2 separate regions of the Homo sapiens genome follow, and region 1 is linked to region 2. A link is a loop called in an ENCODE intact Hi-C map of the cell type or tissue named here. Cell type or tissue: gastrocnemius medialis. All regions are shown on one strand. Links, peaks and the distances in the headings refer to the core of each region. The heading gives the core; the rest is flanking DNA. Region 1 overlaps TECTB (tectorin beta). Region 2 has its middle 41 kb from the start of TECTB.

The links. A loop is a pair of places that touch in the nucleus more often than their neighbours do. Peaks named below come from ENCODE experiments on the same cell type or tissue, not always from the same donor. Only the 100,000 strongest peaks of a DNase experiment are listed, where the experiment ranks them.
Region 1: a loop joins it to region 2, with 2.8 times the contacts of the local background. A loop is called at or near these places in 4 of 110 quality-filtered maps.

The regions. Positions count from the first base shown.
Region 1 is chr10:112,293,922-112,298,316 of GRCh38, reverse strand. It overlaps TECTB (tectorin beta), which reads right to left. Exons shown (of 11, transcript NM_058222.3): 7 at 4,256-4,339; 8 at 86-248. Among named protein-coding and RNA genes, the nearest start is that of MIR6715A, 3.5 kb to the left of the region's middle. In gastrocnemius medialis, for the core only: no CTCF peak of the experiment used is centred there; a DNase peak (open chromatin) is centred at 1,917; H3K27ac peaks cover 3,057 bases.
Region 2 is chr10:112,240,513-112,244,907 of GRCh38, reverse strand. No RefSeq gene overlaps it. Among named protein-coding and RNA genes, the nearest start is that of TECTB, 41 kb to the left of the region's middle. RefSeq lists an enhancer at 4,288-4,395. In gastrocnemius medialis, for the core only: no CTCF peak of the experiment used is centred there; no DNase peak of the experiment used is centred there.

The sequences.
Region 1 (4,395 bases), core at 177-4,176, 54 kb before region 2:
GTTATGATCTCCCCACTCAAACTCCAGCTCCTCCAATACTGGCACCCTTTAGGTAACATTGTCCTTCTGGAGAGAGGCAGCTCACCACTGGGCAGGAGAGTTTCTCACTGTCGCAGATGAACGTCTCACAGTGTAACCACACCTTGGAGAGTTTGGGGATGTTCTGGAACCGGAAAGCATTGAATTGGAAGGTTGCCCTGTGATCTCTCCCATTCTCATGCACGAGGACGGTTTCATCCGTGGGGCAGCTGAGGCAGATGGGGAAAGAAGAGTGAACTGTCATCTCCTTGAACTCCAGCAAGAGCTGCTGAGCGATTTACACACAAGGCTCCCGAGGTGGTTATATGACCTCTAACCTTCCCAGGCATTTTGATTAGCAGCACCTCACTTGATCTTCACAACTGTGAGGTCAAGTTGATGAGCTAGGAGATGGGTATTACTGTCCTCATTCTATAGACAAGGTACGATGGGAGGGGAGTGACTTATAAGAGTCACACTTTTAGTAAGTTACACCTGTGTCCCAAAGAAAGAAAATCCCTAGGAGATAAGGCCCTCCGAGGACTGGAATATGTCCAGCCCTTGAGGGACATACAAAGTAAGGACAATGGCACCAGGTGCAGCATTGCCCCTGCTGCCACAGCTGCCTAAGCTCAAGTCACACCCAACACATTTCTGTGTGTGAACTGTGAGGTTTTGCATTGAAAATTTGTATTTATGGTATATTATTTAAATTATATATATCTACATAGTTACTTTTGTAAAAATGTGGTCACATTTTTAATATAAGCACAGAAATAATGACTGAAGGATACCGTCTAAATGTTAACACAGGCTGATACAAAGGGATAAAATTATGGGCATTTTTGGTTTTCTTCTTTGTATTTTTATGTATTCTTCCAAATTCTCTATAATGAGAATACAATATTTGTATGATATTCCAACGTCTCAAAGGTAATAATTCAGTTTAAAAAATGACACAGATGGGCATTTATTTAAGCTAGTGGTTCTCGCTTGGTCCACTTTGTGCCCCAGGGGACATTTGGCACTGTGATTGTCCAGGCTGGGGGAAGTGCTGCTGGTATCTAGTGAGTGGGCGGAGACCAGGGCTGCTGCTGAACGTCCTACAGTGCACAGCACAGCCCCCACAGTGGAGAATGGTCCCACCCCAAATGTCAAGGTGCCAACATTGAGAAACCCTAGTTTCAGCAAACATACTTTTTCATTTAACAAAGACTGATGACCTAAGTGCCGTTCCTTTAACTAGGTGTTGGAAACAGACGCAACCATTCTTGGGACTGTACAGAGAAGCCCACACTATTGTGGGGGTTTGTTATCTGCAGGTAGCACGGGGTAGCAGGGTCTGTCGCTCTGCAGGAAAAGGTCTATGTTTCGAAAGCGTCAGACCACTGAATAGCACCATAGCAGGCCCCAGATTAATGCAACTCTGAAGCATCTTTCTTCTTGTATGGTAAACTCGGCACACACGCCAGAGAGCGGTCCAGTTACCCCAGGGAACCTTCATGATGTTCTCTACCCCACCCCTTTTCCCTCAGAAACAGACAACGGGGGGCCAAGCTAAAGGCAGGCACTAAGGAAGTCAAGTGTGAGAGTGAGGGAGTGAAGTGAGGGAATGCTGTACCTTTGTATCTGGACCAGGGGTCAGAGCCGGGTCTGTGTGTGGTGGGCTCTGAACAGTGATGAAACTGTGGCATTTTCCAAGTTGTGAAACAAGACTTCTGTAGGATCATTTTGTCAATAAACACGAGATCCTCGTATGAACTCAAGATGGGAGTTCTTAAAATAGCTCTTTGCAGCCAGAGTGCCCCAGGCATGGTCAGCCAGTGGAAAATAATGTAAGCAGAGCTTTGTCAGGGGGTGGGGAGGAGGCAAAAAATAGGCAGATCTAGATGCCTTGGCACTGCTGCTTCTTGGCACCAGCTGCAGCACCCACACTTCAGTGGCAGCTGCCTCTAGATGGTGGAAGCCCACAGGAGGCTTTTATGCCCTCTCTGCATGAGCCTCCTTTCCCATGTCAGATTGCTCTTTGAGATAAGTATGCTGCTTTTGGGGCATCCATGTGTACAGGGAAATTCCTTATGATATATCTCCTGCCATCTCTCCAGGAACTTTTGCAAACTGGGTTTTTTTTTTCCAAAGGGGCCCAGTGTTGTGAGCAAAAATCATCTGGAGATTGTGGGAGTGGACTTTTCCATTCTCCCCTTTGGCACTGAACTTTGTGCATGTATCTCCAACTTTGAGGTGCCATGTCAACTAGGAAGAATGTAGAAATGGGTCGGGATGTCTTACATCTGGCTGTGTTGAAATGCAGATTCCGTGGGTTTCCCCAGAGTCCTTCTGATCTGGTAGGTTTACAGTACACCTGCATACGTAATAGGCACCCTACACAGTTTGTGTGTACACTAGAGCTTGAGGACAATTGTGCAGACCACCCAAAGCCACAGGCATCCCTTTTTCAGCCATGTTGCACATCTGCCAGATGGGAACAACGGCACTAGAACTCCCTGCAGAGAGATGATTCCAGGGGTAGCAGAAGCCTTTGCCTAGTGTGACCATTGCCTGAGAGAGGTTCCCAGTGCCTGATAGCAATTTCTGGTCCCTGCAGGTCAATACGTTATTTCAGAATTCCTGGAGTCATTTGATTGCACCATTGCTAACAGAGGCTGAATGAATTGAATCATTCAATGGCAGATGTGAGGTAAACACCCAGATTAAGCTGCCATCTCTACAGGAGGCTTTGCTGGGCTGCACAGGTGTGCCTCGGCCAGCCTGTCCTGTCCAGGCCACTCAGGAGGTAACACTGACTGAGTCTGAATCCCAGGCCTTCTCCTTACTAGCTCCATATCTTGGGCACATTTCTGGACCTGTGCCTCAGTTTTCTCCTCTATAAAATAATGATTATTATACTGTCTACTTTAGAGAGGGTTTAATGACATTTAGATAAATTAATATTTGTAAAACACCTATCTAGAACAATGTTTGGTATATTGTAAGAGCTGTATAAGTGTTTGCTAAATAAAAATAGAGGTCCAAAATAGCTCCACTTTTGTTATCCAATTATGTTTATCCTTGACATTAATTTTTCCTTGGCCTGATGGGTTCTGAGAATAACACAGGCACATTGGTCTGTTACATGCTTTGTTTAGAGAATGATCTCTTCTTTGTTTACTGCTAATTATGTGTATGATGTCCACATCTCTTGTCTAGCCCTGTCTCTCCTCTAATTTCCAATAGTACAATTCTAAGTACTTCTGGACAATCATCATTTGAAGCTTAACATGTCTGTTAGTGAACTCAGCGAGAATCCATATTTCCTTATCCAAAAACCTCCTTCTCCAACAGCCAAATCCAGACACTCTTCCTCAGCTTTGTAGTCCACAGATTTAAGAACACAAAGCCATCTTTTTCCATTACTCCCCAGATTTCTTGCGCTGTCCTTTCCTCCACCTCCTATCTGATTAGTTCCTACATTTTCTCATTCCTGCAGAAGCATCTCCCTACTTTTTATTACCTTGTTCCATTCACTTGGCTACAATAGCAGTTCATGTCTTATCACCCTTGCACAATAGCTGCCAGGGCCTCTAATCTGGTTTTTCTCCCTTCCATGCACGTTTCTAAACCATCCTGTGTATGACTTCCAGCATTGCCTTTCTAGGGCGCACTTCTAGTACTACTTTAGTGCTTTACTCCAAATTGTAAAAGCTCCCGGTTATCTACTTAATTAGTAATAAAAACAATGATCTTATTTAAAATGGTTGGACTATCTAGCAAGTACCATCTGCTAAGCTTTTGATATCGATTATTTAATTTAGTCATCATCACCGTGGTTCTGTTGTCAGACTAATTGGATTTGAATTCAGCCTGCACACTTCCTCTTGCACACATACACACATGCACACACACGCATGCGCACACACACATTTAATATGAGACCTTACCCTCTCTTGTGCCTCAGTATTCACATCTGTAAAATGGGGATGATAGTAAAACTAACTTTCTTGTTGTACGGCTTAAAGGAGTTAATATAAGGTAAAGCTCTCAGAACAGTATCTGGCCCCTAGAATGCACTATGTCCTGTTTCTTAGTATTTGTTCTTTGCCTGGAACCACAGATGGTGTCACTGCTGTAACTCCAGCAGGCTTCACCTCTTCCTCCCAAGCTTTCCCAAGCCAGAGCAAAGTAGCCCGATAAATGCCTGGTTCCACTGTTCAGCCCTGTCTCTAGATAGTGTACCTACCCCTTGTTGATCAGCTGCCACTGCAAGGGATACATGAAGTCAGCCGAGGGGGTGGCCCAACAGCTGTTCAAGACCACTTTAAACCTGGAAATAAAACAAAATGGCATCACTTTGAAACAGAGAATCTTATGCCTACAAAC
Region 2 (4,395 bases), core at 281-4,280:
TCTCAAAAAAAAATAAATAAAAAACAGAAATAAATAAAAGACACTTCTGAGTTACATTCTACGTGGTGCCTCATACAGTCCCCAGAAGGTCTGGGCTCCATTTCCCAAGATGGGAATCAGCTTGATAATGTCCTAGTGACTGGTGCTTCCCCCTCCAGATCTCATTCTCTGTGGTCTCTCACTCCTGCTTCCTGAATCTTTTCGCAAAAGGTTACCTGCTTCCAAGGGTGTGCTTTAGGCTCTGTCTCTGGAGAATCAAAAGAAACCATGCCTGCAGCACTCAAGGAGGCTTAGGAAGACTTTTCTCAACAGCTCCAGGTTCAGGAAATTTCATCCAATCTGCTGACTCTCACTTCTCTAGACTAATGGAAACTGAAAAGGGTGGGGACAATAAAAGCCCCAGAAAATCCACACTATCTTTTTTTTTTTTTTTGGCAGCCTTCTCAATTTGAGCTTGAGCTTCTGAGCTCAGCCTGGGTCAGTTGATGCCTCACTTACTTTTGCGTTCTGGATGATTCACTAGCAGAAGTATTCATTATATTAAAACAAATATACTGATGGGGCATGGTGGCTCATGCTTGGAATCCCAGCACTTTGGGAGGCTAAGGCAGGAGGACTGCTTGAGGCCAGGAATTCTAGACCAGCCTGGGCAAGATAGTGAGACCCCATCTCTGCAGAAAAAAAAAGTTAAAAAAATCTAAATACACGGAAGTAATCCCGGTAGTCATGTAGTGAGCTACTATTGTATCTACTAATTTTTAAATGTCTGCATCTATTGATTTAATCTTAAAAATTTTAAATGTAATATTCTTTTTTAACAGCTTTATTGAGATACAATTCACATATCATTCAATTCACCCATTTGAAGTGTATAAGTAAGTGGATTTAGTAAATTTACAGAGTTGTGCAACCGTCAGCCCAATTATTTTTAGAACATTTCATCATCCTGAAAATAAACCCTGAACCTATTAGAAGTCACTCTTCACTTGCCCTCAACTTACGCCATCCTCTGGCAACTACCAATCTATTTTCTGTCTCTATCGATTTGCCTTTTCATAGAGATGGAATCATACAATATATAGTCTTTTGTTTCTGGCTTCTTTCACTTAGCGTAATGTTTTCAGGTTCAGTCATGTTGTAGTATGTATTCGTACTTCATTTGTTTTTATTGCTAAATATTTCATTGCGTGGATGTACCATGTATCTATTATTTCTGGATTGTTTTTCTGGTTCACTGTAGTGTCCCTAACTCCTACAACAACACCTGCCATAAATGCTGTTGAATAAATGCATATGTGAGTGAATGAACGATCAATAATAGCTATCATAACAGGAACGAATCTTTGTTCACAAACTAAGCTGTGAAAGAGGTGCAGGAGGGAGGTGGAGAAAGATGGCTGAAGAGAAATCTTCAGCAATTGTCCACCCACACAGGAACACCAAATTGAACAACTATCCACACAAAAAAACACCTTCATAAGAACCAAACATCAGGTGATTTTTCACAGTACCTGGTTTTAATATCATATTAAGGAAGGAGACACTATAGAGGGTAGGAAAGACAGCCTTGAATTGCCTGCACCACCTCTGCCCAATCTTCCAGCAGCCACCATGTGGTGCGGAGAGAGAATCTGTGTGCTTGTTGGAGGGAGAATGCAGTGATTGTGGAAATTTGCATTGAAACTCATTGCTGCCTTGTCATAGCAGAAAGAAACACCAGGCAGAACCCAACCAACACCCATGGAGAGAGCATTTAGACTAGTCCTAACCACAGGGAAATCATCCATTGCAGTGGCCAGAAGCTGAGTTCTGGCAAGCCCTGCCATCATGGGCTAAAGTGCTCTGGGCTTCTAAATAAAATTGAAAGGCAGTCTAGGCCACACGGACTATAATTCTTGGGCAAGCCCTAGTGCTGTGCTTGCCATGGAGACAGTGGACTTGGGGTGCATGGGACCTAGTGGGATATAAGCCGGGAGGCCAAGGGAGTGCTTGCATAACCCCTCTCCCAACCCCAGGCAGCACAGCTTGCAACTCTTGGAGGTACTTCTTCCTTCTGTTTGAGGAGAAGAGAGGGGAGAGTAAAGAGGACTTTGTCTTGCAACTTGGATACCAGCTTAGCCACAGCTCCTGGACAATATTTCTAAACATACCCTAGGCCAAAAGGGACTCCATTGCCTTGAAGGGAAAGGCCCAGTACTGACAGAATTCATCACTTGCTGACTAAGGAGCCCTTGGGCCCTTAATAATCAGTAGTAGTAGACAGGAAGTATTTGCCGTGGCCCTTGGGTGAGAATCAGAGTTGTGCTGGCTTCGGGTGTGACCCAGCACATCCCTAGCTGTGGTGGCTCTAGGGGGGAAGACCCCTTCTGCGTGAGGAAAGGAGAGGGAAGATTAAAGGGGACTTTGTCTTGCAACTTGGTTACCAGCTTGGCTATAGAGAAATAGAGCAGCAAGTGGGATCCTGGGATCCCCAATTCCAGGCTTTGGCTCCTGGATGGAATTTCTTGACCTGCCTTGGGCCAGAGGGGAGCCCACTGCCCTGAAGGGAGAGACTCAGGCCTGGCAGAATTCACCACAAGCTGACTGAAGAGCCCTTGGGCCTTGAGTGAAACCCAGTAGTAGCCAGGCAGTCCTCATCGTGGGCCTGGGGTGGTGCAGGCTGTGGCAGAGAGACTCCTCTGCTTGTGGAAGTGGGAGGAAAGAGCAGGAAGGACTATGTCATGTGGCTTGGTTGTCAGCTCAGCTGTAGTATAATAGAGAGCCAGGTAGATTCCTGAGATTCTTGACTCTATGCCCTAGCTCCCAGATGGCAACCCTGGACCCATCCAGTGCCAGGGGGATCTCATTGCCCTGAAGGAAAGGACACAAGGCTGGCTGGATTTGCTACCTGCTAATTGTAGAGCTCTAACACCTTGAGTGAACATAGGCACTTGTCAGGCAATGGTGACTGCAAGCCTTGAGTGAGACTCAGTCCTTGGCTTGGCTTTGGGTCTGGCCCAGCACAGTCCCAGTGGTGGTGGCCACAGGGGTTCTTCTCTAACCCCTTCCCCGGCTCCAGGCAGCTCAGCACAGAGTGAGAGAGAGACTCTGTTTGTTGGGGGAAGTAGGGAAGAGAATAAGAGTCTCTGCCTGTTAATCTAGGAAATTCTTCCAGATCTTACCCAAGACCACCAAGTCAGTATCTCTATGAATCTGCAAGAGTCACAGCATTACTGGGCTTGGAGCACCCCCTAAAGCAGATATGGCTGCAGTGACCAAAGACTTAGATCATAACACCCAAATCCCTTCAAATACCTGGAAAGCCTTCCCAAGAAGTATGGGTACAAACAATCCCAGACTATGAAGAACATAATAAATACTTACATATTCAGTGCCCACACACCAATGAACATCAACAGGCATCAAGACCATCCAGGAAAACATGACCTCACCACAGGAACTATTAATAAATAAGGCACCCGTGACCAATTCTGGAGAGACAGAGATATGTGGCCTTTTAGGCATAGAGTTCAAAATGGCTGTTTTGAGGAGGCTCAATGAAATCCAATTTAACACAGAGAAGGAGTTCAGAATCCCATCAGATAAGTCTAACAAATAAGTTGAAATAGTTAAAGAATAAAGCAGAAATCTGGAGCCGAAAATACAATTTACGTACTGAAGAATGCATCAGAGTCTCTTAACAGAAGAATTAGTCAAGCAGAAGAAAGAATGAGTAAACTTGAGGACAGGCTATTTGAAAATACACAGTTAGAAGAGACCAAAAAAAAAAATGAAGCATGCCTACAAGATCTAGAAAATAACCTCAAAAGGGCAAATCTAAGAGTTATTGATCTTAAAGAGAAGGTAGGGAGACAGAAAAAGGTAGGAAGTTTATTCAAAGGAATAATAATGATGGCAGCAGTGGCCAGTCTGGAGCAGCTGTTATGAAGACACCACTTGCAGCAGGGGAGGTGCAGCGGGGTTGTGCATTCTGTGGCGCTGGTGGGAGCTGGGAACAGGTGAGAGCCTTGTCCCCTACTGAATTGGTGGAGCAGGAGCCCATGCTCCTGGGCACCGCTGCTGCCGCCCAGCCCTGGCTCCCGACCTGAGCATCCCTGCGCTCTTGTGGGCTCTTTCCCCACAGGCTCGGAAGTGTCTGCTCCTGCTCCCTGGCCTCTCTCCACTCCTGGCTCCCACTCCAGAGCAGAGCAAAGCTGTGGCTGAGCCCAGGTACTGTCGTGACTCAGCCAGGTGTGCGTGCACTTGGGGCGGCACCGACACGCCAACCCCCTGCCGCCTCAGCCCCCACTGGACTCTGGGTGGCGATGAACATGGGAAGGAGGCTGGTGGGGGGTGCTGCAGGCAGCTTGGCGTGGGCCTGCAGGAACCCCTTGACACAAACAGCCTGGGCCCTGT